2 separate regions of the Homo sapiens genome follow, and region 2 is linked to region 1. A link is an interaction called in ENCODE POLR2A ChIA-PET data of the cell type or tissue named here. Cell type or tissue: Caco-2. All regions are shown on one strand. Links, peaks and the distances in the headings refer to the core of each region. The heading gives the core; the rest is flanking DNA. Region 1 overlaps LOC105375336 (a long non-coding RNA gene). Region 2 holds the start of SNORA15B-2 (small nucleolar RNA, H/ACA box 15B-2).

The links. ChIA-PET counts read pairs that join two places held together with the same protein. Peaks named below come from ENCODE experiments on the same cell type or tissue, not always from the same donor. Only the 100,000 strongest peaks of a DNase experiment are listed, where the experiment ranks them.
Region 2: POLR2A ChIA-PET joins it to region 1 with 10 read pairs; 2 of 35 experiments call an interaction of 5 or more read pairs at or near these places.

What each region holds. Positions count from the first base shown.
Region 1 is chr7:65,997,683-66,014,184 of GRCh38, reverse strand. All of the region lies in intron 4 of LOC105375336 (a long non-coding RNA gene), which reads left to right. Among named protein-coding and RNA genes, the nearest start is that of GUSB, 24 kb to the right of the region's middle. In Caco-2, for the core only: no CTCF peak of the experiment used is centred there; a DNase peak (open chromatin) is centred at 8,824.
Region 2 is chr7:65,753,747-65,770,248 of GRCh38, reverse strand. It overlaps LINC03006 (long intergenic non-protein coding RNA 3006), which reads left to right. Exons shown (of 8, transcript NR_038378.4): 2 at 7,232-7,318. SNORA15B-2 (small nucleolar RNA, H/ACA box 15B-2) reads right to left here and starts at 10,197; the gene lies at 10,063-10,197. It overlaps SNORA22 (small nucleolar RNA, H/ACA box 22), which reads right to left and starts at 14,723; the gene lies at 14,590-14,723. It also overlaps the pseudogene CCT6P1. RefSeq lists enhancers at 1-406, 407-1,030. In Caco-2, for the core only: no CTCF peak of the experiment used is centred there; a DNase peak (open chromatin) is centred at 8,738.

The sequences.
Region 1 (16,502 bases), core at 4,628-12,627:
AGTGTTGTTGTCCAACAGCCAGTAGAGGGAGAGGCAGGCTTCTTCACTGTGGCTGGGCCTGGCTCCTTCTCTGGGAACTTGCAGCCCTTGCAGTTCAAACAGCCTCAGTGTCCCGTGACCCAGGGAGCTGCTTGACCAAAGCCATCAAGACCTGGACCATTGTGTGCTAGTTGCAGCTTAAGACATTACACTTACAACAGGAACTCCTGAAGCGTCTTTAATCCTGGTGTTTGAATATTCACAACAGAATTTTTCTCTGCCATTCTCTCAGGGAGAGGAGATTCAAGATAACAGCCCTTAATGGGTCTGATTCTGTTAGTACAAGCTGGGGCTCTATTAACTTGCTTAAATACCTCCACTACCAGAGAGACCTTGCGGGTAGGGTAGGAACCATGTTTTGTTTGACTTTATAACCTTATTCAGCAAAGCAGTAGTGTTGGGACTCAACTGCAAGTCACTGTGATACGATGTCCTGTGTCATTTTTTCTTTTTTTCGAGGTGGAGTTTCGCTCTTGTTGCCCAGGCTGGAGTGCAATGGCGTGATCTTGGTTCACTGCAACCTCCGCCTCCCCAGTTCAAGTGATTCTCCTGTCTCAGCCTCCTGAGTAGCTGGGATTACATGCGCCTGCCATCATGCCCGGCTAATTTTTTTTTTTTTTAGTAGAAATGGAGTTTCACCATGTTGGACAGGCTAGTCCTGAACTCCTGACCTCAAAGAATCCACCCGCCTTGGCCTCCCAAAGTGCTGGGATTACAGACGTGAGCCACCGCGCACCTGGCTCTGTGTCATTTTTTTCTACAGCATGTTACTTCCTCTGAAGCATTTGGCTCTTTAATCATTTTAGTTTTTGCTTCAGGCACCTAGTTCCCAAAGAACTGCAGCCTGGCTTGTAGCCCCAGCTCTCATACTGACATCTCCTCCCTAAAGTATACAGCTCTGTGTTAGGGTTGGGATTAGGTCTGCCGGGAATATAGCAAGAGGACTTGCCTTCAAGACCCAGCTTAGATAGGGTCATAAATAACTTTGCATCCCTAAAAAGGACTCTTCTGGGCACAGATTATTCTTGGGAGTTGACAACGTATTTGGAATATGTTCCTCTGGGACCAGCAAAGCTCAGAGTCGACGGATGAGTTGTAGGTTTCCTGGTGTCTGCAGTCGGGTACCCTGGCTGCTTTCAGAGAGTGGAGTCCTGCCCCGTATCTCCCCAGAGTTTTCCCCTTTCTCTCCCATGAACTTTTGCAAGTCGGGGCTTCCCTAGCTCTTTCTCTCATGTATGCTTCAGATTACGTTTACCTCATGGCAGCTTTGTCTTGGTTGTTGGGGACACAAAGATGAACACAGTGGAGGTGCTATGGTAGGGACACGGTGGAGAGACACTGAAGTGTCAGCAAACACCATGTGCCAAGTAGGGCCTGAGATCAGGAAGTAGCCTCGTGCTTTTCTGTAGGGTGTTTGCAGTTTGGGTCAATTGGGATATGAGTGCAAAGTAGGGCCATACAAAGCTATAGAGACTGACAAAGACCAGATTTCAGAGGGTTCTGGGGGCTGAACTAAGGAAATTCAAGTTCAGACTACAACCTGTGAGGACAGTGGGAGGATTACAAGCAGGATAATGAGATGACTATGTTTCTGTCTTTTAAAAGAGACTTTATTTGTATGAGTGCAGATAGATTGAAAAAGTGGCAGCCCACTGAAGATGAAGGCCATCATCCTCTAACCAAGAGGTTGGAGTGGGCTGTAGAAATGGTGAGGAAGGGATAGGTATCTTTTTTTTTTTTTTTTTTTTTTTTTTGAGACGGAGTCTTGCTCTATCGCCCAGGCTGAAGTGCTGGAGTGCAGTGGCACGATCTTGGCTCACTGCAAGCTCCACCTCCCGGGTTCATGCCATTCTCCTGCCTCTGCCTCCCGAGTAGGTGGGACTACAGGTGCCCGCCACCATGCCTGGCTAATTTTTTGTATTTTTTTAGTAGAGACGGGGTTTCACCGTGTTAGCCAGGATGGTCTCGATCTCCTGACCTCATGATCCGCCCGCCTTGGCCTCCCAAAGTGCTGGGATTACAGGCGTGAGCCACCAAGCCCAGCATTTTTTTTTTTTTTTTTTGAGTTGGAGTCTTGCTCTGTTGCCCAAGCTGGAGTGCAGTGGCGCGATCTCGCTCGCTGCAATCTCCTCTTCCCGCGTTCAAAAGATTCTCTTGCTTTAGCCTTCCGAGTAGCTAGGACTACAGGCGCCCACCACTATGCCCGGCTAATTTTTATATTTTTAGTGGAGACAGGGTTTCACCATGTTGGCCAGGCTGGTCTCAAATTCCTGACCTCAAATGATCCGCCTGCCTCTGCCTCCCAAAGTGCTGGGATTACAGGCATGAGTCACCACGCCTAGCCTAGATGTCCTGAAAGAAGTGTAATCATTGATACTTGGTGACTGAATATGTGCAGTGGGTGAAGGAGGAGTCAAGGAGGACCCTCAGATTTCTGGCCTGGGTGCCTGGCACTTCACCGAGAAGAGAAGTACAATGGGAAGAGCTGGTTTGTTGGGAAGGCTGTAGGGTCACTCTGGGGCGTGTTAAGTTCATGGCATGTCAGAGATGTCAAGGTGGAGAAATCTAGCAGGCAGTCGGCCACAAATGTGTGAAGCTCAGGTCACATGGCATGAGGACATGGCTGTTTTTTAATTTTTAAATTTTTCTGAGTACATGATAGGTGTATATATTTTGGGTATATGGGATATTCCTTTTTTTATTTTGAGACGGAGTCTTGCTCTGTTGCCCAGGCTGGAGTGCAGTGGTGCGTATCTCAGCTCATTGCAACCTCTCTCTCCCAGGTTCAAGCCATTCTCCTGCCTCAAATTCCCGAGTAGCTGGGACTGCAGGCACCCACCACCACGCCCAGATAATTTTTTTGTATTTTTAGTAGAGACAGGGTTTCACCATGTTAGCCAGGATGGTCTCGATCTCCTGACCTAGTGATCCGCCCGCCTCAGCCTCCCAAAGTGCTGGGATTATAGGCGTGAGCCACTGCGCCTGGCCAGTATATGGGATATTACAATACAGGCATACAATGTGTAATAATCACAGTAGGGTAAATGGGGTGGCCATCACCTCAAGCATTTATCCTTTGTCTTATAAACATATCCAGTTATACTTTTGTAGTTATTTTTAAATGTATAATGAAATTATTGCTGACCATAGTAACCCTGTTGGATTATCAAATACTAGACCTTATTCATTCTTTCTATTTTTCATACCCATTAACCACGCACACTTCCCCCACCTCACCCACCCCACTGCCCATCCCCACCTCTGGTCTGCTGCTCTCTGGTCCTTCTCCTCTCTCTGTCTCCAGAAAGCATGGACTTCTTGGTTATAGCTTGTAGTGGTAGCTGACATTGTGAGGCCTGGGTGAGGACGTCAGTAGGAGGGTCAGAGGATGAAAGTCAGCACCATGAGAGTGCCAGAGCCTCGTGGGAGAAGAGAAAATCCAGAAGGAGATGAAGAAGGGAGAGTCGGAAATATCAGAAAAGAATTGAAAGAGAAGATGTCATGGAAGCCCCGAGGGCAGGCAGTTTTAAGGAGGGAATGATCAGCAGTGTCAGATGGAGTAGGACCGAGGAGCAACCGCTGGATTTGTCCATGTGGAGGCACCAGGCCCTTGAAGGAAGAACACTTTTGGTGATCGCTTGGGCAAGAGCTAGGGTGCAGGGAGTTGAGAAGCAAGGGGAGAAAGTAGAGACAATGAAAGAGGTGGCCGGGTGCGGTGGCTCACGCCTGTAATCCCAGCACTTTGGGAGGCCAGGGTGGGTGGATCACAATGTCAGGAGAGCAAGACCATCCTGGCTAACACGGTGAAACCCTGTCTCTACTAAAAATACAAAAACTTAGCCAGGCATGGTGGCACACCCCTGTAGTCCCAGCTACTCAGGAGGCTGAGGCAGAAGAATTGCTTGAACCTCGGAGGCGGAGGTTGCAGTGGGCCGAGATCACGCCACTGCACTCCACTCTGGGCAACAGAGCAAGACTCCATCTCAAAAAAAAAGAAGAGGTTTGGTTAACCCCGGGCGCGGTGGCTCATGCCTGTAACCCCAGCACTTTGGGAGGCCATGGCAGGTGGATCACGAGGTCAGGAGATCGAGACCATTCTGGCCAACATGGTGAAACCCCGTCTCTACTAAAAAAATATAAAAATTGGCTGGGCATGGTGGCATGTGCCTATAATCCCAGGGGAGGCCTGGCTTCTCCTGGCCTCTTAAATGGAGGCACTTTATGGTGTTCTGTCCTGGTCTTCACTCACTCCACAGTTGGTTTTTGGAGCATAATATCCACTCCACAGTTTCATATAACTCCTTGCAATTAAATCTAGTGCTGGTTTTTTTCTTTAGTTCTAGACCAAATTAGGCCTCAAACTAGACACGCTTTTTTTTTTTAAGACACACTTTTGACAGAAACGTCTTCAGAGGTATAAAGGTACTGCAAACTCAAATTTCATTTTAAATAATTTTTTTTTTTTGAGACGGAATCTCGCTCTGTCACCCAGGCTGAAGTGCAGTGGTGCAATCTCGGCTCACTGCAAGCTCCACCTCCCAGGTTCATACAATTCTCCTACCCCAGCCTCCCGAGTAGCTGGGACTACAGGCATCCACCACCACACCTGGCTAAGTTTTTGTATTTTTGGTAGAGACGGGGTTTCACCGTGTTAGCCAGGATAGTCTCGATCTCCTGACCTCCTCCCAAAGTGCTAGCATTACAGGTGTAAGCCACCGTGCCCGGCCTAAATAATGTATTTTTTTCTAAACAACCTAACCTTAACTATCTGTTCCTTCACTCCTCCTCCCCCGACACAATCTACACAGGTCCTGTTGACTTTACCTGAGGGTAACGGGAAGCATTTCACCTGTTTAGACACTTACTGGCATGCCTGCCGCTGCTGGCCAACTTCATAACCTTACTCTTGCTCACCCAGAGGGTGTTACAGTGCGTTCCTCACTGTCTGCCTCCATTTTCTTGGGTCTTCCAGAATCGCTGCCAGCACCAGCCAGAACATGCCCCTCTTCCTTGGTTGTTCTCCTATATTGACCAAGTCACACCCAGCCTCTTGATAGTCAGGGCCCTTTCGATCTTGTCCCAGATGACTTTTTCACCCCATGTCCTACCCCTCTCTAGCTGTTTCCTGAAACTCCGGGAGCTTTCTTTCCTCTGGGCATGTCTTTGTGTTGTTCCTGCCCTGGCTGTCTGTCCCTTCCATCCCTTTTGTGTTGAAAAGCCTTCAGGGTCTAGTGCAAGGGTCATCTCTGTGGAGTCTCCTTTCTTGAGTCTAGAGTAAACATTTGGGGGAGTAAACATTCTACAAGCAGTAGAAATTGACTAGAACTGCCCTAATAATGACTGCCATTTATGGAGAAACTATCGTGGGACAGATGGCATTATGACACTTTCGATCCATTATCACATGTACAGTAGAAGCAGATGGCCAAGAACAGGAGCTTTTCTGCCATTTACTAGCTTTGCAACTGTGGACAAGTTATTTGCTATCTCAGTGTCAGTGAAATCTGAGGATTCAATGTACTTGCACATGGAAAGCAAGCAATAAATGGTAGCTGCAGCCTCTGGGAAGATTTTCATCCCTCTTAATCCTCTCATAAGATAGTAAGTACTGTTATCATTCCTATTTCACAGATGAGGAAATTGAGGCTCAGGGAGAGTGGGTAAGTGTTCTGCTTCCCCCAACACATGGCTGCAGGAGTCATGGCTTCTTCATGTTTTCACTCCAGAAGCTCTTTAACGCAGTAAATACTTACTGAGCTGATTGGAAAGATGGATCTGCAGCTCCAGGGTCAAATTGAGAGAGAAATGTAGAAGTTGTCGCCTGCACAGGGGTGGTCACTGCAGTCATTTGATCTCCTCTGAAGTTCTGTAGTCTTTCAGGGTCCACACTGTTCGGCCACCCTTTCAGCAATGAGCTGTGTCTTTCTTTGAGGCAGATGATCACTATATCTGTCACTCAGATCTTTTGTTGTGAAAATTTGCATGTATTTGTCTTTTTTCTCCAGCTGGGTTAAGTGCTTTCAGGGCAGAGGCACTGTACCTGTATTTCTGTTTATTAACTCCTGCCTCTTTAAGTCCCCGTTTTGTTTACTAAGATAATAGGTGAAATCTGGGAAACATTAAATCTTCATCTCGAAAAGGAATTCATCCATTTCTAAGAGATGACCAAACAAGATGATTTTGTATGTTTTAATTTTTTAGTTTTAGAGATAGGATGTGGCTCTGTCACCCAATCTGGAGTGCAGTGGTGCGATCATAGCTCACTTCAGCCACCAACTCCTAGGCTAAAGTGATCCTCCTGCCTCACCCCCCTTGTCCTCTGCCTTCCGTAGTTGGGACTACTTGTGTTTCACCAGAAAAAAATCAGCTTCCTGTTTGAATACCCACTAGACATTTAAAGTTCTACAATAAACCCATCGAAGATGCAAAAAAAGCGCCTCTGCAAAAACAAAAAACCCACAATCAAGCATCATCGACTCCCCAAGTAAACAAAATGGTAATATCAAAAAAACAGATAAAGCTGTCATCCACCAAAAAAGCGGAGCTGCCGACCTGGGGTCCACTAAAGAAGCTGACACAGTTAGCTAAAAAAAGCCTAAAAAAACAAGGGTAATACAAACTCTAGAAAATATACTGGTTACAGCTTTGATAATTGTATCAACGGTGGTAAGTCTCCTCATGTCTGCAGAAACAGCTGCAGCTAATTATACTTACTGGGCCTATGTGCCTTTCCTGTCCTTAATTTGGGCAGTCACATGGATAAATAATCCTATTAAAGAATATGTTAATAATAGTGCGTGGGTACCAGGCCCCACAGATGATCGTTGCCGTGCCCAATCAAAAAAAAAAAAAGAAATAATAATAAATATTTCCATTGGGTATTATTATCCCCCTATTTGCCTAGAAAAGGCACCAGGATGCTTAACGCCTACAACCCAAATTTGGTGGGTAGAAGTACCTACTGTCAGTGCCACCAGTAGATTTACTTATCACATGGTAAGTGAAATGTCACTGGAGCCACAGATAAATAATTTACAGGACTCTTCTTATCAAAGATCATTAAAATTTAGGCGTAAGGGGAAGCCTTGCCCCAAGAAATTCCCAAAAAATCAAAAGGCCCAAAAGTCTTAGTTTGGAAAAAATGTGTGACTGATACTGCTGTGGTATTACAAAACAATAAATTGGAAACTATTATAAACTGGGCCCCTCGAGGCCAATTATATTATAATTGTACAGGCCAGACTCACTCATGTTCACAGGCCCCATCCATCTGGCCCATTCATCCAGCCTCTATTAGTGATTTAACTAAAAGGCAAGACCAGGTTTTATAAAGGTTTAAATCACCCTATCCATAAAAATGGGGTAAAAAGAGAATTTCATCACCTCAACCAAAGTTAGTTCGTCCTGTTACTAGTCCTAAACATCCAAAATTATAAAAACTTACTGTGGCTTTGCACCACGTTAAAATTTGGTCTGGAAATCAAGCTATAAAACCAAAAAGTCGTAAGCCATATTATACTATCAACCTAAATTCCAATTTAACAATTCCTTTACAAAGTTGTGTAAAACCCCCTTATATACTAGTTGTAAAAAACACAGTTATTAAACCAGATTCCCAAACTATAACCTGTGAAAATTGTAGATTGTTTACTTGCATTGATTCAACTTTTAATTGGCAGCACCATATTCTGCTAGTGAGGGCAAGAGAGGGCATGTGGATCCCTGTGTCCATAGACCGACCATGAGAGTCTTCCCCATCTGTCCGTATTTTAACAAAAGTATTAAAAAAAGTTCTAACTAGATCCAAAAGATTCATTTTTACTTTAATTATGTGATTATGGGTCTTATTGCAGTCACAGCTACTGCTGCGGCTGCTGGAATTGCTTTACACTCTTCTATTCAAACTGCTAAATATGTAAATAATTGGCAAAAGAATTCCTCAAAATTGTGCAATTCTCAGACCCAAATAGATCCAAAATTGGCAAACCAAATTAATAATCTTAGACAAACTGTCATTTAAATGAGAGATAGGCTCCATGAGCTTGAAATATCTTTTTCAGTTACAGTGTGACTGAAATACGTCAGATTTTTGTATTACACCCCGAGCCTATAATGACTCTGAACATCAATGGGACATGGTTAAACGCCATCTACAAAACAGAAAAAATAATCTTACTTTAAATATTTCAAAATTAAAAAACCAAATTTTTAAGGCATCAAAAGCCCATTTAAATTTGGTACCAAAAACTAAGACAATTGTAAAAGCTGTTGATGGCCTCACAAATCTTAACCTCGTCACTTGGGTTAAAACTATCAAAAGTTCCACTATTGTAAATTTGTATTAATCCTTGCATGCCTGTTCTGTCTGTTGTTAGTTTACAGGTGTATCTAACAGCTCCAAAAAGACAACGACCAACAAAAACAGGCCATAATGACTATGGCGGTTTTGTCAAAAAGAAAAGGGGGATATGAAGGGAAAAGAAAGAGAGATCAGACTGTTACTGTGTCTATGTAGAAAAGGAAGACATAAGAAACTCCGTTTTGACCTGTACCCTGAACAATTGCTTTGCCCTGATATGCTGTTAATCTGTAACTTTGCCCCAACCTTGTGCTCACAAAAACATGTGTTGTATGGAATCAAGGTTTAAGGGATCTAGGGCTGTGCAGGATGTGCCTTGTTAACAAAATGTTTACAGGCAGTATACTTGGTAAGAGTCATCGCCATTCTCCCATCTCAATAAACCAGGGGCACAATGCACTGCGGAAAGCCGCAGGGACCTCTGCCCTGGAAAGCCCGGTATTGTCCAAGGTTTCTGCCCATGTGATAGTCTGAAATATGGCCTCATGGGATGGGAAAGACCTGACCATCCCCCAGCCTGACACCCGTGAAGGGTCTGTGCCCTGGAGGATTAGTAAAAGAGGAAGGCCTCTAGCAGTTGAAATAAGAGGAAGGCCTCTGTCTCCTGCCTGCCCCTGGGAAGGGAATGTCTTGGTATAAAACCCGATTGTACATTTGTTCGATTCTGAGATAGGAGAAAAACTGCCCTGTGGTGGGAGGCGAGACATGTTGGCAGCAATGCTGCTTTGTTATTCTTTACTCCACTGAGATGTTTGAGTGGAAAAAAGCATAAATCTGGCCTATGTACACATCCAGACATAGTACCTTCCCTTAAACTTATTTGTGACACAGATTCCTTTACTCACATTTTCTTGCTGACCTTCGCTCCACTATCACCCTGCTCTCCTGCCACATTCCTCTCACTAAAATAGTAAAAATAGTAATAAATACTAAGAAAACTCAGAGACTGGTGCTGGTGTAGGTCCTCCATATGCTGAACACCAGTCCCCTGGGCCTACTTTTTTTTCTCTATACTTTGTCTCTGTGTCTTATTTCTTTTCTCAGTCTCTTGTCCCACTTGATGAGAAATACTCACAGGTGTGGAGGGGCAGGCCACCCTTTCAGTATTTTTAGTAGAGATGGGTTTTATGTTGGTCAGGCTGGTCTTGAACTCCCAACCTCACGTGATCCACCCACCTCAGCCTCCCAAAGTGCTGGGATTACAGGCATCAGCCACCGCACCCAGCCCCCAAATTATTTTTTAAAGCAGAAGACTGTGGAAATAGTGGATATATAAAGGTGATGGGATTATGAATATGGTTTCTTGTTAATGTCCCCTTAATATATGATATTTTTCAAGGCTACAGAGTCTATAAAATAAGGAAAAATGTTTACAGGGAAGATGGGAGTGATAATTTCCTGGAATGGGACTGGTTTTTCTGGACATCATGAGATACTGCTCTCCATGATTAAACAGTAATTGACATAAAGTCAACATTAATATAATAAAAATATTGGTGAATCAAGTTTTCAAAACACAAAAATGTTGTACACGCTAGTGGTTCTATAAATAACACATGCTTTTATTTAACATCAAGACACTTCAGGGCAAAGACACAAAGTACTAAACGGAATATAACAAACTTATTTTTGTATTGATAAATACTTACCAAGTAATAACTGTAGTATATAAAATATAAGTCCAAAGACACTGTTTGGCTGGTTTAATACACCATCCTTTCCAAAAATGGAACCCAAAAGACCAAATCCTCGACCCCATCTGTAAAATAAGGAAAACCAGTAACCCTATATTTGAATTTCCCTATTTTAAAAAATGTATCATTATTTGAGAACGTTATCCAATTCTAAAATCAACTAAGTTGTGAAATGTCTTAAATGTCCTGTGTTGAGAGAGTGATTTGCCCCAAAGAGAGGGAGGCCAGTCACTAGATTTCTGATTAGAAATAATCATCTAAAATGAACATATCTAAAGGTGCCAGTATACCCATCTGAATCTCTCAGTTGCCAATTTCTATATATTCTCTTCTCCAGAAGGTAGGGCAAAGTATTCGTTTTCCAATGGCATTAGTATTTGCAGAAGGAGACTTCTCTATGCAGAAGGAGACAGTTGTCCACTGTCTCTTAACAGTGGACTACTGACATTTTGGGCTAGATAATTCTTTGTGCTGTGGGGTGTTCTGTGCATTACATAACAGTACCCCGGGGCTCCCCCAACTAGATGCTGCCAGTACTCCTCCACCCCAGGTGTGACTACCAAAAATGCAGTCACAGCCATTGCCAAACGTCCACTGGGAAACAACTGCCACCAGTTAAAAGCCATAGATGTAAGGGGTGCTATTTATTCACTCAAAGAATATAGATTGAAAAGTTGTTTCTTCACAAATTTCACCAGGATATGCATTAAGAAATATACTGGGAATGTATTTTTTAAATGTAGGACTGGGCCCGTGGCTCACTCCTGTAATCCCAGCACCTTGGGAGGCCGAGGTGAGCAGATCACGTGGTCAAGAGTTTGAGACCAGGCTGGCCAACATGGTGAAACCCTTGTCTCTACTCAAAATACGAAAAATTAGCCCAACATGGTAGTGCGTGCCTGTAATCCCAGCTACTTGGGAGGCTGAGGCAGGAGAATCGCTTGAACCCAGGAGGCAGAGGTTGCAGTGAGCCGAGACTGCACCACTGCACTCCAGCCTGGGCAACAAGAGCAAAACTCCACTTCAAAAAAAAAATGCAGGACGATATCAGAAACTGTAGGTCTTTCCTAGAATCCTATCTCAGAAGTAAAAAACCGGATACATTATATGCCCTATCAGTTTTTATTTGCAATTTAACTTTAAATCTTGGATATGACTTAATATTTTTAAAACCTGATTTTCTTTTTTAAATTGTTAATACTGATTTGATAAAACTTGATACAAATAACAAGCTAACATTCATTGTGAATAACAAAACCTTTAAAGATAATGTTAACTCTGGCTTGAACGAGAGTGCTTCTTAAATGCTAAAAAATAAATAACCAGTTATGGTGTTAAGTCAGTAGAGAAACACTCTAAACAAAATCTAAACTTTGGTTCTGAAGACAAACTGCCCCAAAACAAGGATAAATAAGTGATTCTCCACGGACCACAATAGTTTAATGGCACTCGATGCCCAAGATACAGAATGAAACCCCTGTGTAACAGTGATGTTGGGAGAGAAAAATCACCCCGATTTTACAAACAAGTGAAAGCCATGAAGATTTTTTTTTTTTTTGAGACGGAGTCTCGCTCTGTCACCCAGGCTAGAGTGCAGTGGACGGTCTCAGCTCACTGCAAGCTCCGCCTCCCGGGTTCATGCCATTCTCCTGCCTCAGTCTCCAGAGTAGCTGGGACTACAGGCACCCACCACCACGCCCGGCTAATTTTTTGTATTTTTTTTAGTAGAGACAGGGTTTCACCATGTTAGCCAGGATGGTCTCAATCTCCTGACCTTGTGATCTGCCCAACTTGGCCTCCCAAAGTGCTAGGATTACAGGCGTGAACCACCGCGCCCAGCCGCCATGAAATTTTATTGTACAATTATACAATCCTTTTTTTTTTGTATTTTTTGTAGAGTTGGGGCTTTCCCATGTGCCAAGACTGGTCTCGAAATACTGGACTCAAGCAATCCCCCCACCTTGACCTCCCAAAGTGCTGGGATTACAGGCCGAGCTATGACACCCAGCCTTCAGTTATACATTTCAAAGAACATAAAATAATTTCCATTATATTCATTTATTCTTTCACTCATCTAAATACTTATTGAGCATGTACTGTGTGCACTGACGCTACGTGCCGGGGATCCAGAAGTGAACGAGCCAGACGAGGTGCTGCCCTTGTGGACCTTAAATTCTATTTAGGGAAGAGAAACAATAAACATGTAAACACATTCCAGATTACCTGCAGCAATGGACACACCTTGTAACAGATACACAGGAAAATTAGAAGGGGAAACTCTAGATCAGTGCTTCTGAAATTTTTAAAGCACAATCACTTTGGGGTCTGGTTAAAATGCAGCTTTTCCTTCAGTGGGTCTGTGGTGGGGCCTAAGACTCTGCATTTCCAGAGAAAACACAACACAAAATGAAATGCTTGCAGGCAACACTGACGCTTCTGGTCTGAAGCCCACACTTGGAGATCCATAGCTGTGGGCAGAGAAGGGGTGCAGCAAGCTCCTCTAGCTTGATGATCGGGAAGGACCTTTTCCAGGAATGAAGTTTTGAATGAGATCCTGAGTGATGGTAAGCAATCGGTCTCATGAGCAATGGCAAGTCAAAGGCCTTGAGGTAGGAATGAGCTGTGGGTGTGCCAAGGAAGGCCACTGAGGCTGGGGCATGGTGATTGAGGAGAGTGACAGGAGAACTGGGAGCGAGTCCAATCATTTACATTATTTAGGGCCTTGTGTGTAGGCCATGCCGAAGAGTTTGAATTTTATTCTAATTGCTATGAAAGACGTTTAGTAGCTTTCAAACTGGAGAGTGAGATAAGCTTATTTATGATCACTCTTCGCTGCTGCATAAAGAACAAACTGCTGGAGGCCAGAGTACAGATGGGGAAACTATATGTAATCAAACCTCTTAGCCCTACTCATCCCAGGCAGGAATTCCAATTTAAATCACTGCCTTTGGCAACAGAAATAAATGGCATACTGCCAAAATTATCATGGCTAAACAGAATTTTTATATATTCAAAGCACTGGTCTATGCCTGATTATTCATGTAAGAACACATGGGTATTTTCCTCGAAAACAATGTGGCAATCCACAAATGAATATATTATCAAAGTTATACATGCATAAGGTTTCAAAATAAAATAAAATCAAAGCCTTCTAATACAGAGATGTTCCCTCCTCCAGCCCTCCCCAAGTCAGTTCTCATCCCAGAGGCATCCACTTTGATGTCTGTTAACTGTTTTCACTGTTATTTAGCTCCACATTTCTAAATAATATGTTTACATTGCTATTTCTTTTTTTTTCCTTTTTGAGACAGTCTCACTGTGTCGCCCAGGCTGGAGTGCTGTGGCATGATCTCAGCTCAATGCAACCTTTGCCTCCTGGGTTCAAGTGATTCTCCTGCCTCAGCCTTTTGAGTAGCTGGGATTACTAGCACCTGCCACCATGCCCAGCTAATTTTTGTATTTTCAGTATGGATGGGGTTTCATCATGTTGGCCAGGCTGGTCTCGAACTCCTGACCTCAGGTCATCAGTCCGTCTCGGCCTCCCAAAGTGCTAGGATTACAGGTGTGAGCCACTGCATCCAGCCCTAAATATTATCTTTTGACTTTCTAATATTGTAAGCCAGAATGTTGCTTTTTTTTTTTTTTTTTTGAGATGGGGTCTCACTCTGTCAATCATGTTGGAGTGCAGTGGTGCGATCTGCGCTCATTGCAACCTCCACCTCCCAGTCTCAAGCAATCTTCCCTCCTCAGCCTCTCAAGTAGCTGGGACCACAGGCGTCCACCACCATGCCTGGCTAATTTTTATATTTTTAGTAGAGATAGGGTTTCACCATGTTTCCCAGGCTGGTCTCGAGCTCCTGAGCTCTGGTGATCCACCTGTCTTGGCCTCCCCAAATGCTGGGATTACAGGTGTGAGTTACTGTGGCTGGCTAAATATTGCTTCTTTAAAAAAAAAAAGTTTACTATGTAATAGAAAACTTCAAATGCATATACACAAAGTGAAGAGAAGAGTGTAATAAACACCCATGTATCATTTTGCTATGGTAAAGAGAAAAGGTATTATAAAAACAAAACACACACAAAAATACAAAAAATCCCAGGTACCCATCACCCAGCTTCAATAATTATGCCTTTCTTGTTTCATCTCCACCTCTACATACTCAACACTTGAGAATTACTTTTAGTTCTTTTATTTATTTTTATTTTTATTTTTTGTGACAGAGTCTCGTTCTGTCACCCAGGCCAGAGTGTAGTCACACTTTCTCGGCTCACTGCAACCTCTGCCTCCTGGGTTCAAGTAATTCTCCTTTCTCAGCCTCCTGGATAGCTGGGATTACAGGTGCCCACCACCATGCCGGGCTAATTTTTTGTATTTTTGGCAGAGCCTGGTTTCATCATGTTGCCCAGGCTGGTCTTGAACTCCTGAGTTCAGGAGATCCACCTGCCTTGGCCTCCCCAAGTGCTGGGATTACCAGCGTGAATTTTTTTTTTAATTTATTTTATACTAAAAAACTTCAAATGCATATACACTAAGTGAGCAGAAAAGTGTAATAAACCCCCATGTATTGTTTTGCTATGGTAAAGAGAAAAGCCAAATAAAAACAAAACAAACAGGCCAAACAAAACAAAAAAACCCATGTGCCCATTACCCAGCTTTAATAATTATGCCTTTCTTGTTTCATCTTCACCGCTACATACTCATCCCTTGAGAGTTACTTTTAGTTCTTTTATTTATTTTTATATTTATTCTTTGAGACAGAGTCTCACCCTGTTGCCCAGGCTGGAATGCAATGACGCGATCTCGGCTCACTGCAACCTCTATCTCCTGGATTCAAGTGATTCTTTTGCCTCAGTCTCCCGAGTAGCTGGGACCACAGGCATGTTCCACCATACCTGGCTAATTTTTTGAATTTTTTAGACCTCAAGTGATCCACCCACCCTGGCCTCCCAAAGTCCTGGGATTACAGGCACAAGCCACCGGGCCCAGCCTTAAGTAAGTTAAATTTTTGATTACCTTTATTTACTGATTCGTTATAGATATTTTGGAAATCATTTGCTTTTTTCTTTGTTATTTAAACTTTTGTTACCATAAATATGCAATTATCTTGCTTTTGCCACTTTTAAGAATATCAAATTTATTCTTTAAAACAATAATCTTAAAATTATCCTTATTTATTTATTTATTTTTGAGACAGAGTTTCGCTCTTGTTGCCCAGGCTGGAGTGCAGTGGTGCAATCTTTGCTCACTACAACCTCTGCCTCCCGGGTTCAAGGGATTCTCCTGCCTCAGCCTCCTGAGTAGCTGGGATTACAGGTGCCTGCCACTACCTCCAGCTAATTTTTTTGCATTTTTAGTAGAGGTGGGGTTTCACCATGGTGGCCAGGCTGGTCTCAAACTCCTGACCATTAAAAAGGAAGAATGAACCTTGGAAAGTCTAAAAAGGTGGGAGAAACATTTGCGAGGCTTAGAAGGGTGCATATAAGATGTTCGGAGGAACTTAGTGGAAGATTTGTAAACTTATTTGGTAAGTTGCTGTTTTGTTTTCATTATTTTTAATGTTATTACAGTTATATATAGTTTAAAAAAATCAGATAGTGCTACAAGACTTGGAACAAAAAGCAGCATTCTTCTGACCCCTGAGGTATCCTCCTTAGAAGCAACTCATTTTAGTGGTTTCTCTCAATATTTACCCATAAATTTCTTTTCACAAAAATGCCTTATTATTTTTATTCATATTTTTTAATTTTTAAATTTTTTTTGTAGAGATGAGGTCTCACTACGTTGGCCAGGCTGGTCTCGAACTCCTGGGCTCAAGTGGTCCTCCCACCTCAGCCTCCCAAAGTGCTGGGATTACAGGCATGAGCCACCAGGCCTGGCCACTTATTATTTTTGGATCATCTAGCACTGTATGCTAAACTAGACTGTGATTTGGTAGACTTTCACTTCCCTATCCCCCTCCCAATTATACCATAATTTGTACTTACATCAAAATTTTTGGTTCTATCAGTATATATTGTTTACATGGTTATCACTATATTGTCTGACACAGAGCCCAGAATGATCTGTTCTAACAAGATTCTGTAGAGTAAATCAAGTCATAGGCGATCAGTAAATAGAAGAATGACAGTAACACAACACCAAGTTGCACGGTCCAGACATCATTTTCCCCAGCATGTTAAAAGTGCTCATGCCTGGAATCCCAGCACTTTGGGAGGCCAAGGCGGGAGGATCATTTGAGGTCAGGAGTTCAAGACCAGCCTGGCCAACATGGCGAAACCCTGTCTCTACTAAAAATACAAAAATTCGGCGGGCCTGGTGATGGACACCTGTAATCCCAGCTACTTGGGAGGCTGAGGCAGGAGAATCGCTTGAACCCGAGAGGCGGAGTTTGCAGTGAGCCAAGATCGTG
Region 2 (16,502 bases), core at 4,880-12,879, 240 kb after region 1:
GAAGAAAACATCTTTTTAAAAATTTATATAAGGGACTGGCCGGGTGCGGTGGCTCACACCTGTAATCCCAGCACTTTAGGAGGCCGAGTGGGTGGATCACCAGGTCAGGAGTTGAAGACCAGCCTGGCCAGCATGGTGAAACCCCGTCTCTACTAAAAATACAAAAATTAGCTAGGGGTGGTGGCGGGCGCCTGTAATCCCAGCTACTCGGGAGGCTGAGGCAGAGAATTGCTTGAACCCGGGAGGTGGAGGTTGCAGTGAGCCGAGACCGCGCCATTGCACTCCAGCCTGGGCAACAAGAGCAAAACTCTGTCTCTAAATAAATAAATAAGATTTTCAAGGCGAGGCATGGTGGGTCACACCTAAATAAGTAAATAAATAAATAAAATGGATTTTCGGCTGGGCATGGTGGCTCACGCCTGTAATCCCAGCACTTTGGGAGGCCGAGGCGGGCGGTTCACGAGGTCAGGAGATCGAGACCATCCTGGCTAACACGGTGAAACCCCGTCTCTACTGAAAATACAAAAAAAAAAAAAAAATTACCCAGGCGTGATGGCGCGCGCCTGTAGTCCCAGCTACTGGGAAGGCTGAGGCAGGAGAATGGCGTGAACCCGGGAGGCATAGTTTGCAATGAGCCAAGACTGTGCCACTGCACTTCAGCCTGGGTGACAGTGAGACTCCGTCTCAAAAAAATAAATAAATTATAAAAAATGAAATAAAATGGATTTTCAAGGCCAGGCATAGTGGGTCACACCTATAATCCCAGCACTTTGGGAGGCCAAGGCAGAAGGATTGCTTGAGCCCAGGAGTTCGAGACCAGCCTGGGCAACAGGGCAAAACCCTGTCTCTATCAAAAGCACAAAATAACCTGGGCATTATAGTGCACACCTGTAGTCCGAGCTACTCAGGAGGCTGAGATGGGAGGATGGTTTGAGCCCGGGAGGCAGAGGCTGTATTGAGCTGAGATCATACCACTGAACTTCAGCCTGGGTGACGAGCCAGACCCTGTCTCAAAAAATAATAATAATAATAAAAATAAATTCATATAGTTTGGTATGGTTTAGTAAGTTTTAGCAGGCAGATTGTCAGGGTAAGATGGATTGTTATATATACATTTATATATATAATATGTATATTTATATACTTATTTATTTTAGCAGAGATAGGGTCTCCCTATGTTGCCAGGCTGGTCTTAGACTCCTGAGCTCAAGCAATCCTGCCTCGGGTTCCTAAAGGAAGCTCACGTTGCAGGTGTGAGCCACCACACCTGGCCTATAAGGGGAATTTAAGGGACTCTCTACTATGATGTCCCTTCTCCCAATCCCTTTCCGCATGTAGAAGAGGGTTCTGTTGAGTGACTGGCATTTGCTTATATTTCTCAGTGCTATGCCCAGTGTAATGGAAAATGCACAGACTGGCTCAAGAGCCCAGGGATTTCAGTTCCAGGCCAAGCTCATCCACTGACTGACAGAGTCAGTCAAACTTGTTTGGATTTCAGATTCTTCATCTGAATAACGTAGATAACACTTATCCCATAGTACACTGCAAAGATGACACGTGACAGTGAAAAAGTTAGTTTCCCTTTAAATGTTAAGAATTAGGCCAGGCGCAGTGGCTCACACCTGTAACCCCAACACTTTGGGAGGCCGAGGCAAGTGGATCACAAAGTCAGGAGTTTGAGACCAGCCTGGCCAATATGGTGAAACCCCGTCTCTACTAAAAATACAAAAATTAGGTGGGTGTGGTGGCAGGCGCCTCTAATCCCAGCTACTTGGGAGGCTGAGGCAAGAGAGTCACTTGAACCCGGGAGGCGGAGGTTGCAGTGAGCGAAATTGCGCCATTGCACTCCAGCGCCTGGGTGACAGAGTGAGACTCAGTCTAAAAAAAAGAAAGGAAAAAAGAATGAGATTAGAGAGGGCCTTCATTCCTCCTGGAAGAACATCTGATGTACCTGAAATCTTTGTTGGTGACAGGAAATGTGTCGATAGCATAGGGTTTCACTGTCGCCTCCCACACAGGGCCTTCACCATCTCTGCCATCTGGAGAATTTGTTCCCATCAGGAATCTCCCACCTGGCAGTGGGACCATGCTAGTAGCCTGTCCATTTCCTGCAGATAAAAAGGAGAGATATCGGTAATACATGCATATATATAAAACAAGTGGTAATATTTGGATCGTATGCAATACTCATGATGGTATGACAAAACAAAACAAAAAATGTGGAGGCTTAAAAATCTGGCTTTAAATTCCTTTTGCATTTTGTTTGCCTTCACATTCTTGTTCTGCCACTTAGTTTGATGGGAAACCTTAGGCAAATTTCTTAATCTGAGATTCAATTTCTTTTCTTTTTTCTTTTTTTTTTTTGTGACAGGATCTCACTCTGTCACCCAGGCTGGAGTGCAGTCATGCAGTCTTGGCTCACTACAGCCTCTGCCCCCGTGGGCTCAAGCAATCCTCCCACCTCAGCCTCCTGAGTAGCTGGGACCACAAGTGTGCACCACCACGCCTGGCTAATTTTTGTATTTTTTGTAGAGATGGGGTTTTGTTATGTTGCCCAGGCTGGTCTCAAACTCCTGAGATCAAGTGATCCTTCCACCTCAGCCTCCCAAAGTGCTGGAATTACAGGTGTGAGCCAACACGCCCGGCTGAGATTCAGTTTCTTCATCTGAAAAATGAGGATACCTATGGACAACTGTAGCTTGTTCATAAAAGAAAAATAAGTATGAAAAATGGGGATAATATCTCACTATCTCTTAGGTAGTAGCTGTATCAATTAAAGTAACACGGAACCAGGTGCAATGGCTCAGAGACAGGGTGCAGAAGCTAAGGCAGGAGGATTGCTTGAGCCCAGGAGTTCAAGGTTGCGGTGAGCTATGATCATGTCACTGCACTCCAGCCTGGGTGACAGAGTGAGACCCTGTCTCAAAAAATAAAAAATAAAAAGATAGTAATAAAATAGCATGGGTGAAATGTTGCGCACATGATAGATTTGCACTTACCTCTTTCTTCCTCTACACAAACCCTTGCCCCAGCTAGGCGAATTTAGACACTCTACCCTAAAATACATCTAGCACTTTCTACCCATCCTTCTGCTCATGCTGTTTCTCTGCCTCTTCCTCTCCATTTACTGAACTCTTATCAGTTCTTGGTGATTCTCACCATTATATGCTCCAGAAGGGAAGTATATAATACATATATATTTTTGACAGTATATCCCTGGCCCCTGCCATAAATGCGCAATGATTATCGCCATATAGTTAAATGAGCACCTTTAGACTTGTTTGAATGCCTCAGAAAAATCATAGAATTAAAAAGGACCGGCCAGGCATGGTGGCTCACGTCTGGAATCCCAGCACTTTGGGAGGCAGAGGTGGGCAGATCACCTGAGGTCAAGAGTTAGAGACCAGCCTGGCCAACATGGCGAAACCCCGTCTCTATTAAAAATACAAAAATTAGGCTGGGTGCGGTGGCTCACACCTGTAATCCCAGCACTTTGGGAGGCCGAGGTGGGCGGATCACGAGGTCAGGAGATCAAGACCATCCTGGCTAACAAGGTGAAACCCCGTCTCTACTAAAAACTACAAAAAAATTAGCTGGGCGTGGTGGCGGGCACCCGTAGTCCCAGCTACTCGGGAGGCTGAGGCAGGAGAATGGCATGAACCCAGGAGGTGGAGCTTGCAGTGAGCTAAGATTGTGCCACTGCATTCCAGCCTGGGCAACAGAGCGAGACTCCATCTCAAAAAAAAAAAAAAAAAAAAAAAAAGCCAGGCATGATGGTGCACACCAGTAATCCCAGCTACTTGGGAGGCTGAGGCAGGAGAATCACTTGAACCTGGGAGGCGGAGGTTGTAGTGAGCCAAGATCGTGCCACTGCCCTCCAGCTTGGGGGACAGAGTGAGACTCTGTCTCAAAATAAATAAAAAAGGGTCTGTGCTTCAAACTCCTTATTCCACAGGAGGAAACCAAGACCCAAAAAATAAATATGACTTAAAGAGCTGGTTAGTAGGTGACAGGACTAGATTTGGGTCTCTTTACGGTACTGTTTCCAGTAGGCCACACTTCTTCAGCTTGATGCACCACTTCAGTGTCTTTCCAAGAAAGGATGTCTAAGCACTGTAACTTCTTTCAAGGCAGAGTCCTGGTCTTTTGATGTTCCTCAAGATCCTGTCTTTGGCTCTCTTATTCTGACACATTCACACTGATTTCATCCATTTTCTTTTTCTTTCTTTTTGTTTTTTTTTTTTTTAGGCAGAGCCTTGCCCTGTTGCCCAGGCCAGAGTGCAGTGGCATGATCTCGGCTCACTGCAACCTCTGTCTCCTGGGTTTAAGCGATTCTCCTGCCTCAGCCTCCTGAGTAGCTAAGACTACAGGTGTGTGCCAACACTCCCAGCTAATTTTTTGTATTTTTAGTAGAGATGGGGTTTCACCATATTGGCCAGGCTGGTCTTGAACTCCTGACCTTGTGGTCCACCCGCCTTGGCCTCTCAAAGTGCTGGGATGACAGGCTTGAGCCACCGCGCCTGGCCTATTTTCAGTTTCTTCAACAAATATATCACCAAGGGGAAAAAATGGATCATCCTGGCATGGTGTCTCAGGCCTGTAATCCCAGCACTTTGGGAAGCTGAGGCAGGGATTGCTTGAGGCCACAGTGAGCTATGATGGCACCACTGCACTCCAGCCTGGGCAACACGGTGAGACCTTGCCCCCCCGCCCCACCAAAAAAACAAATAAATAAAAGGAGTAAGTAGGGAAATAATCAGATTGAATCGGAATTAAGAAATAACATACAATTGCAATGTATGAGCTTTATTTTGTCCCTAATTCAGCCAGCAAACGTTAAAAACCCTTTATGGGATAATAGATGAATTTGAACAGATTGGATATATTATTAAGCAGCACTGCCAGTTTTTTAGTTGAGAAAGGGTAATTATTTTTTCGTGACTTCTTTTGACTATTCCAGCTGAAGGTTTAGAATAAAATGGGTTATGTCTGGACCCACTTCAAAATGGCTCCAGGAGACGGGGAGAGTGCGATTCCACAGGAGCAGGACTGGCCACAAACTGGCAGCTCTTTAAGGTGGCCCACGAGTACGTGAGGGCAGGGGTCGTTCCTCGTTACATTCTCCTCTTTCCCTTTTTTTTTTTTTTTGAGATGAAGTCTCGCTCTATCTCCCAGGCTGGAGTGCAGTGGCAGAATCTCGGCTCACTGCAGCCTCCGCCCCCTGGCTTCAAGGGATTCTTCTGCCTCAGCGTCCTGAGTAGCTGGGATTACAGGCCTACGCCACCACACCCGGCTAATTTTTTGTATTTTTGTGGAGACGGGGTTTCACCATGTTGGCCAGGCTGGTCTCCAACTCCTAACCTCAAGTGATCCACCCGTCTCAGCCTCCCAAAGTGCTGGGATTATAGGCATGAGCCACCGCGCCCGGCCTCTCTTTCCCTTTTATAAGATTGAAAGATTCCAGAGCAAGAAGTTGAAAGCACAAGGCGGTGAGGCACCCTGCGCACCGAGAGCGACCTCCCCAGCCGGCGGCTGCAGGCGCATCCCGGAAGCGGGCAGAGGGGCCTCAGGCTCTCTCCCGCCAGGGCGGAGGGCCCCATCCCCTTTCCCAGCGCCTCCGGCGTGGCCGGCGGTTCAGTGACCTAGCTTGAGCCACGCACCAACCAGGAGCGACAGCAGGGACAGCAGCGGTGATGAACAACCCATGCTGGCATCAGGACTGGCGCGCCACGCCGCGCACACCCACGGCCCCGCTGCTCATCCGCCCTCACGCACCACGGTGGCAGTCGCCTCCTCCACACATGCGCATGCTGCTCCACCACCGCCCCTCACCCAACGGTTCAGCGGGGGAAACTGACGGACACGAGGTGTAGGACTGGCCATACCACCTGCAAGGCTGCCCAGGGAAGTAAGGAAAAGCAGGTTGAGGGTCCCTAGAGGCCCCTTCACTACTTTTTGAACCTTTGGACAGCTTTCATTCCCTTTAAGATTGCTTCTGTGTGTCAAACCATTGCAAGACCACAAAGGAGGTTTCAACTTAACATTTATTTGCACACTCCAGGTCACTGCTGAGCCCCCAAAACCCACAGCCTAGTAACACCAACTTCACTTTCAAGGACCGCAGAGATAGACCAACTATATAAATCTTGTGGAAACATAGTAATTTGGGTGAGGAAACTATGACGCTAGAGGCTTTGGGATGAATATTTTGCATAAGCAAAAGTTCAGAAGCTTGAAAATATAGTCAGCCTACAAATCTCAAATTTCACCTGATAACCGTAGCCCTTAGCCACCATGCCTTCCAGCTCTCTCAACTCCCTTGCCTCTAGTTTACTCCTCTTCCCATTTCCTACAACTTTGTAGGGGGAGCATTTTAGCAAAGCTATTTCAAAAGCGTGAAAAGTCCAACTGATCAATAAATTTACTCAGAAATTTACACTAACGGGATGCTTCCAAAATTTTAAATTACTAAGCGTTATTTATATTAGCATAAAAATTTTAAAACCAGATGCTTAACAATAGGGTACTGCTGAATAATTTAACATATGTCCACATAAAATTAAACCATTAAAATCTGCTTTTTCAAGGAATATTTAATAAGGTAGGTAATATATGCTTATTTAACATGGAATTTTATGTCACTGCTGCTAAAGCAAAACATCCTGTTCACTGGGTGAAAGACCTGCTTTATCTGTGTACACTTCAGTGCAATTTTTAAAAAATACTGTGATTATAATTTCAGAACTTCCGAATTTCAACAGATGCCAGTGTTCTCTCCTTTTTTCACATGGGAAAATTCCCTTGAAACTCATTTGAAGCTTGGACAAAAATTCCACAGCTGTATTCTTCAGGATCACTTTGCAGAGTCTTCAAGACTCAGATACAGAGGAAGCTTCAATTCAACCTTTCAGAGAAGATTCCAGCTCGCATGATCTCATCAACCAAGAGAATGTTGGTGGCAACCAGTGCTGAAAGGGGGATAAAAATTAGATAGCTCAGATGATTAGGAGCCCTAATTCGACTCAACTTCCCACTTCCAACTAAGCTGCACACGTTAACATCCAATTAAATTTCCCCCTTCCCCTCTACACATCAGAGGGCTAGTTCGGTTTCCATACTTTCAGCTGATTACATTATTCATGGGGGAAAATGAGCAACTAAACAGAAAACACCAAATGAAGAGTATGATGATTCTCTAACAGTTTAGTTTTCATTTTCCCAAACTTACCAGGAATGAAGAAGCTGTTTCTTTACACAATCGTTATCCCATAATGCCTGCTTCTGCTGCTACCACGGGCTCACCTAAAAGGCAACCAAAGTAAATTCAGTCAATAAGAACCAACAATATTGTGTGTGGCTTTGCTTATCACCGATGACTCATTTCCTCCAGTATTAACTATGGGAATTCAAAGCTTCTCTGTTAGCCCAATTTTCTACTCTAAACCATGACCCCTGTCCACAATATTTGAGGAGTGTCTGACTTCTACTTAGAAGACCTGAACACCCCTCTCTCCTTCTGGATACATTTCTGTTTACCCATACTAAAGTACAGCACTGCAACTCTAATCTGGCTAAAATGGACTGATCATTTCCCTCATTCCAGAAATCTTTTTTATTAAATAATAATGTTGACAGCAATAGGTCTTGCACATACTGCATGGATGTACCTGTTATCTGTCTCCTACTTTGTACTTAATTTGTGTTGTTTTGTTACAGGGGCCTAAGATCAGGGCTGTCACCATTTCATTAGATTTCTAGATCCCCTCTTCTGGCATTATTTGCTATCTTTAGCTGTTTTTCACCCATGAATATAATCACCCAATCTATTTTCTTATCATAGTACTTGATTAAAAACTGAGTAAGGTGGCCGGGTGCGGTGCTTCACGCCTGTAATCCCAGCATTTTGGGAGGCTGAGGCGGGCAGATCATGAGGTCAGGAGATCGAGACCATCCTGGCTAACATGGTGAAACCCCATCTCAACTAAAAATACAAAAAATTAGCCAGGCGTGGTGGCAGGTGCCTGTAGTCCCAGCTACTCGGGAGGCTGAGGCAGGAGAATGGCGTGAACCTGGGAGGCAGCAGTTGCAGTGAGCCAAGATCTTGCCACTGCACTCCAGCCTGGGCAACAGAGCAAGACTCCGTCTCAAAAAAAAAAAAAAAAAAAGAAACAAAAAGAAACAAAGAACTGAGTTTAAGGCAAATGCAATATGAAAATCCTTCAACATTAATCTGAACCATCTACCACCACTCAACATCTCCAACAAAACTATACCAAAATTACTCAGTCTACTCTACTCCCTTAATTATTATACCTAGTCATTCCATTTTTTATTAATATCCTATTTTATCCCATTTTAGAACCCAGACTTCCCTAATAGTACTGGTGTCAAATTGCAAAGCAAAAGATTTTTTTTTTGGTCCCCATTTTGAATCTTTCCTGGCTTCAACTCACATGTACTACATCTAGTTTTTCCTCTACAAACAGTTGCATTCTCTTACCTGTGTTCAGGTCCACACCCACGAGCTGACCTGATTCTGAATGTTCTGCTTAAATTTTAACTAATGTTTCCTGAAGGTCAAAACCAGAATTCTGCGCAAGAACCTAAAGTAAACAAATTTAATTCCTGAGAAAACAGGAAGAATTGATATTTAAAAAAAAAAAAAAAGGGGCCGGGCATAGTGGCTCACACCTGTAATCCCAGCACTCTGAAAGGCTGAGGCGGATCACAAGGTCAAGAAATTGAGACTATCCTGGCCAACATGGTGAAACCCTGTCTCTACTACAGATACAAAAAATTAGCTGGGCATTGTGGCACGTGCCTGTAGTCCCAGCCACTCAGGAGACTGAGGCAGGAGAATCGCTTGAACCTGGGAGGTGGAGGTTGTCGTGAGCTGAGATCACGCCACTGCACTCCAGCCTGGGCGACAAGAGACTGCATCTCAAAAAAAAAAAAAAAAAAAAAAAGCAAAACAAAGTCTCGGCCAGATGCAGTGGCTCATGCCTGTAATCCCAGCACTTTGGGAGGCCAAGCCAGGTGGATCGCCTGAGGCCAGGAGTATGAGACCAGTCTGGCCAACATGGTGAAACCCCACCTCTACTACAAATACAAAAGAAACCTAGCTGAGTGTGGTGGCAGGTGCCTGTAATCCCAGCTACTGGGGAGGCTGAGGTTGCAGTGGGCCGAGATCACACCATTGCACTCCAGCCTGGACAACAAGAGCAAAACTCTCAAAATTCTTAAAAACAAAACAAAACAAAACAAGAATCTCATTGCATGAAGACAGAACATTTATGTTCCCTTCAGAGAATAACCAGACACAAGTTACTGATCAACTCTCTCATCTACCCCAAACCCAGCAGCAATACATCAGTCATAAACTATACTTCAAAATTAGTATATAATAAAAAACAATGATATCAGTTTAGCTAAAACCAAAACAAAAAGCAAGTTGGTACTCAAGTATAACCCCTAATACTGCAAATATTAAGCTACAGGTTCTCTCTTGCCATCTGAAACGTCAGCTATTCAGGCCTCCCAGAGAAACCAAATACGTTTGGATGTTTTATAGTCAGGAAGAAAACTGATCAAACCCGTTTATCCAAAATCCGTATTATGAATAAAGCCTACATTATCAAAAAGTTTTGATCAGCTGAATCTTTTGGAAGATTGACTGTTTAAGGCATACACACCTTGGGAATAACGAGCAACACATCAGCAAATGCTTGGACTCCAAGCTGTGCCTTGCCCTTTACACTGAGCTTATATTTATTCAGGGCTTCTGCCATTGCCACTTCCACGGCACCAGCACCGGAACCACACAGCCTGTTGGATGGGGGAAAAAGAAAAATGCTAAGAAAACTGTAGAACTAATTATGAATAACAAAATATACATATGAAAGCCATTAATTTCTTACAAATTCACTATGACCACATCAATTTAAGTACTGCATGTGAAAGCCACAATACAAGCGACTAACATATCAAATAGGAGAATGGTCCAACCAGAATGGCTTCACTGGCCACTGGCAGCTCTTTCAACAGATCAGTATTAGTTCATTTATTTGTATTCACCTTTAATAATGATATGCTATGAAAAACCTTAGCATACCATCAGTCATTCTAAAGGGAAGACTGCTTTTGCATGGTGTCTGGCTGTGTAAACTACTGATAAAAGAACACAGTATTCAGCCATGCTTTTCAGACCAGCAAAACAATTTAATAGAATTGAAATATGGTGAGGATCTTACCATCATCAATAGCATTTTTGACAGCCCTCAAGCCATCCCTTACTGCATCTTTGATCTAAGTGTGGGCTTATTTGGTCCTTTGATCAATAATGTGACAGAACGAGGGTTGTTACACTTCTCAATAAAGGTGAACTTCTCCCTTTGTGTAGAAGAAACATGATTTTCAAAAACACGATGTGTGCAAAGAGAGAAGAGGGACTTACAGAGAATGACAAGCAGCATATTAATAAGGAACAAACTTGATCACATCAAACCAAATTATCTTTTTGAAAAATCACATATAAATGGCTTCCCATTACTACACATAAACCTTCAAAATGTATATAAACAAAAATCTGATCCTGAATTTCAATTGATTTTTCTGCTAAAGACTTCATGAACCAGGCACAGTGGCTCATGCCTGTAATCTCAGCACTTTGGGAGGCTGAGGGTGAAGGACAGCCTGAGCCCGAGAGTTTAAGACCAGCCTGGGCAACACAATACCACCCTGTTTCTACAAAAATTACAAAAAAAATTTAGCCAGGCATGGTAGCACATGTCTGTGGTCCCATTTGCTCAGGAGCCTGAAGCAGGAGGATCACTTGAGCCCAGGAAGATGAGGCTGCAGTGAGCTGTGATCACACCACTGCACTCCAGCCCGGGCAGGAGTGAGAACCCATCTCAAACAAAACAAAAATAATTCATGAGCTAAAAAGTTCTATTACCCTCAGGAAGAAAATACACTTACCAATGTATACTCATATACAAGTCCTGCATGTCTCAAGCAGTCAGGACTTAGGTCCTCAAAAGAATTCAGGGCCACCCCACCACAAGCAAGAGTCAGCCTGAAATAGCATTTTAAGGGAAATGAATAAGCAATGTTACCAGTGAAGTTCAAAGAGAAGACCAGTAATTTCTAGGAAGGAATTTTTCAGAATTACACACAAAATTAGAGTTTAAAATGTACTTTAACCTAAGCCTTTTCATTTGCCATCAACCAACTGAAAACCAGTCTTTTAACCCTCCATTTAAACCACTCTCCCCAAGTCAGCAAATCTAAAGATGGACAAGAGCTCTTTAATGGCCAGGCATGGTGGCTCACGCCTGTAATCCCAACACTTTGGGAGGCTGAGGTGGGTGGATCACTTGAGGCCAGGAGTTTGAGACCAGCCTAGCCAACATGGCAAAACCCCATTTCTACCAAAACAAAACGAAAACGAAACAATTCAACGGGCATGGTGGCAGACACCCGTAATCCTAGCTACTCGGGAGGCTGAGGCACGAGAATCCCAAGAACCCAGGAAGTAGAAGTTGCAATGAACCACGATCATGCCACTGTACAACAGAGCAAGACTGTCTCAAAAAAATAATAAAATAATATTTTTAAAAAAACTTTTATTGTGGTGAGCTCTTTGGGAGAAAGTATACTGAATTCAGAGACAAAAAGTAAAATAATGTTTACAAGGGCATAGAGGGAATGAGAAATGGGGAGTAACTATTTAATGGGTATAGTTTCAGTTTGTGATGATAAAAAAAATCCTAGAGATGGACAGTGCTGACGGGTGCAAAATAATGCGAATATAGTTAATGCCAATTAATTGTACAGTTGAAAACCCAAAAATAAAGTATAAGGAAAAATAATCCCAATTCATTTGCAAAATAAGTAAAAGTCAAATTACTCAGATAAATCTGCTACTCATACCTCTCCATATTCCTCCTTTTAGCTCTGTGAAGAGCGACTATGCCTTCTTTGAAAGAGCATCTAAGGAAAAGGGGTCAATTCCCTATAACAAAAATAAAAATTAGTTTCAACATCTTTCACCTTAAAAGTAAAAAGGATGATACATACTATTTAGTTTATACACTGGATTTTCATTCTCACCTTTTGATTAATAACAAATCCTTTATCTGAATTACTACAGACTTTCCTTTTCAGTTCTATTATTTGTTTTAACTCTATCTTCAATGAATTTTCTTTCAGCTTTTATGAGTTTTTCTCTTTCTGCACTCTTGTAAAAAACGCCAGAATTCACTTCTCTATTAAGAAAAAAAAAAAGTTACAGAAAGCAGGGAAACATTTATTTTTTGAGAAAATAGCTTCTGAAACTGGATTAGTCCTAAGATTTAACAAACAGCTCACTGAGCTCCAATCCTGCCCCTTGCACATCTTCAGAGGCTGTTTCCTATAACTCTCCCAAACCAATTTGAGGATTATTGTCCTTACAGTGGGAAACGAAGTTTCACAAAAAAGTAACTCACCTAAAACACGAAGCTCCTCCATTTAAGTTAAGGGGCTATAAACTTAAGTTTTTTCATATTCTAATGACACGTTACAAATGAGGATATATGCATCCTCCACCCTTTTCTTCCTATCAAGATGCTATGCTCCATGGTCCAAAACAAGCCCTCTGATTAAGCTGTTCAAACATACACAAAATTATGGTTATTGATTTCCAGATGGGTGTACGTTAAACACCGAACTGAGAAGGCACTGATAATTTTCATGCAGTCAGCGTTGTTTCTTGAATTACTTGAAGATCCTATGCTGTACAGAAAAGTCTGCAGAGATAGTCTCCCTGGTAGGCTGTCAAACTGTGATGATATCTTTTAAAAACATGTTTTCTGCCAAGTGCCTGTAATGCCAGCACTTGGGGAGGCAGAGGTGAGAGGACACCTTAATCCCAGGAATTCAAAACCAGGCTATGCAACATAAGGAGACTCCATTCTCCATAAAAAGAAAGGAAAAATGAACATATACATGTTTTCTAACTAAGTCTTTAGAAAAAAAAATTTTTTTAATTCCTCTACTGCTTCTCATTATGCTTTGTACCTAGCAATTCAATAAACGCCAAATGACTGATGTTGTTCACCTTTCGGAATAATTCTACCCATAAATACAACATAACATTCACCTTATTTCAGGAGAAAATATTACTAAAAGTAAAAACAATCTTCACCTAGCAATTTATCCAACTTATATCTTTACCTAGCAATTTATCCAACTGATATCTTCAGGTAAATATACAATATTTTATATCCAAATATATTAAAAATTTTGCCAACAATATATATTGTACAAAGCACCCCTAAATTTCAAAACACACTTTATTAGTTTCTTTTTTTTTTTTTTTTGAGATGGAGTTTTGCTCTTATCACCCAGGCTGGAGTGCAATGGTGTGGTCTTGGCTCACTGCAACCTCCGCCTCCCAGTTTCAAGCAATTCTTCTGCCTCAGCCTCCCAAGTAGCTGGGATTACATGAGCCCGCCACCATGCCTGGCTAATTTTTGTAATTTTAGTAGAGACGGGGTTTCCCCATGTTGGCCAGGGTGGTCTCGAACTCCTGACCTCAGGTGATCTACCCACCTCGGCTTCCCAAAGTGCTGGGATTACATGCCTGAGCCACCAGGCCCGACCATTAGTATTTCATAGTCTTCTACCACCTACCTTGTATCAGTTTCAGATTTATGTTTCTTGTCAATGATCACAAAATCATGAAGAGATCAATAGGTTCATCTTTTCTTTTAATGGCCAAAATGGAGCCCACTACAGCCTGCAATAGGAGAAGGATAACCATTAAGTAAATTCAATTTGCAGCAGCAGAAACATGTTGCTTTTCAGAAGGCTAAAGTAGACAGTTTCTTCATTTTACAATCTCTACACTGATTTGTATTTTTCTATAAGCAGATAGAATACATTATATATGAACAGCTGTTACATTTCTGAAATCTCAATCTGTAATTCTCAAACATTAACATTCCTTAACATTAACATTCCTCCTGGTGTTTCATTAAAAATACTGATAACTGGAAGCTTTCTAATAACAAAATCTCCACTTTATAAACCTTTTAATGAAAGCTCCAATTTTACTTTTAAAACCCGGTTAGGTATACTATTATTTGAATTTCCTCATTTTACTTTTTAGAGACACAGATTAGGTATCACTGCCACAAAAATGAACCTACATAGCACCTTGTGATTGAAATTGGTAATTATATTCATGTTTCTACTATCAGAGATTTTCTACATAGGTGTACCATACCAGACACAGACAAAATTTAATACATACCTCTGTTAAGACATCTGCAAGTTCAGCATGAACTTTAGTACAAAGAGATGCCCTGGCCACATCTTTAAGTGTTTCCTTGTCCATCTCTCTGCTTACTTTGACTTCTTCCAAAAAATGAAGGGCTTTTCCTTCACAGCTTCAAATCCTTCAGTGATTATTCTGGGATGAAGGCCCTACAATAAACACACAATAACACTTGCATCTTCAATTAGGTGCAACTATAGTTCATGATAAAGTTCAGACAATTCTTGGAGGGATACTCTGATCATCCTATCTTTGAACACGAGGTAATATAATGTGCTGGCTTTCTGAATACATTTAAAAGGATAAATATTCCTTTTAATGCAGAGGAGAAGAGCAGGCAATGCTCTAGCACAGGGTCAAAGCCAAGGGAACTATAAAGCACACTTGGGTGTTCACTGTGCAAACCACTCCGAATCATGTCAAAACCGACACTGTGTCCCAACAACTCACAGATGGTAGCATTATTCTATCTTTTCTATAGGTAATCTCAAACTAATTCCATCATTTACTAATAAAAATAAATAAAGACTATCTGCTCTCTTTTACCCGAAAATTCTGACAATAGATTCGTAGTCACTGAGGTTTGTTTTAAACCTTGGAACTAGTCAGGGCTAAAAAAGTGGAATTTATCTAAATGTAAGCTTTTGGTTGTCTCTTTCCTAACAAATAAATATGCCTAGTCCTAAACATCCCATTTTAAAATCTCAATTATTAATCTAAAGACAGATACAAATCACATAGGCAATTCAACTTGATTACAAAATTATTTTCAGGCCAAAAAAGGTTCCATAACCTGTCCAAGCTCACAACAAATTTGTTTTAGACCAAGACAAAGACCCAGATTTAAGCCCCCTAATCCTACTGTATGGCCTCCGCTAGTATTAACACATCAATTTGTATAAATAAGTATCTGACACGTCCTATATACAATAATATATTACAGAAACAAGAGTTGTGTGCCGGGCGCGGTGGCTCACGCCTTTAATCCTAGCACTTTGGGAGGCCAAGATGGGTGGATCACCTGAGGTCAGGAGTTGGAGACCAGCCTGACCAACGTGGAGAAACCCCGTCTCTGCGACAAATACAAAATTAGCCGGGCGTGGTGGCGCATGCCTGTAATCCTAGCTACTGAGGAGGCTGAGGCTGGGAATTGCTTGAACCCAGGAGACAGACGTTGCAGTGAGCCGAGATGCCATTGCACCCCAGCCTGGGCAACAAGAGTGAAATCCCATCTCAAAAAAACAAAACAAAAAAAAGTTGTGCATACTTCAGAAATGTAGAGATCTGCCTGTTTCAGCAGCTCTCCAATGATTAGGACATTGGAAGTCGTACCATCACCAGTTATATCATCCTGGGCTGTTGCTACCTTTGCTATTAAGGAAGCTGTTGGGTGTTGAATTTGCTGAAAGTAGAAAAAGAACGAATCACTTAAAACAATATGAAACAGTCTAAAAATACCACAAATAAAATGCATGAAGGGCCTCTTTAAGTACTATCTACTTGAAAAAGCTACCCAAGTGTTTGGCTACAAATTACTAAGATTAAAAAGTCACAATTTGCTATCATGCGCATGCAATTATAATGATGGAAACATTTTCATGTGTAATTTATTTCCCAGGTTATCTCTACTTTACAGATGAGGAAGCTTGAGGCTCAGTGAAAGTTTACGCAAGATGACAGCTAACAGTTAACAGTAACGGATAATTTTACATCCTTGCCTCTTTAGGCAAGTGTAGGGCTCTACGAGAATAAGCCAGGTATCTCCTAAAATGAAAGCTCAGCAGCCTCCACTGTTACTCTGCAATGGCCAAGTAATTTAAAAGGAAAGGTCAGGTGCGTTAGCTCATGCCTGTAATCCCAGCACTTTGGGAGGCCACAGCAGATGGATCCCTTGAACTCAGGAATTCGAAACCAGCCTGGGCTACATGGCAAAATCCTATCTCTTAAAAAAAAAAAAAAGCGGAAAAAAATTGTATTTTAAAGGTAAAATGACATGTCTGCAGCTTACCTTCAAATGATTCAGAGGAAAAATAGAAAAGAAATGGAGCAACATGTAAACAATTGGTGAATCTAGGTAAAGGGCACACACAATATAATCATTATTTTCGTAGGTTTGTAATTTTTTCAAAGAAAACTGAAAAACAGACTTCTGGAGATTGGAGAGAAGTTCCAGTGGGAGGGG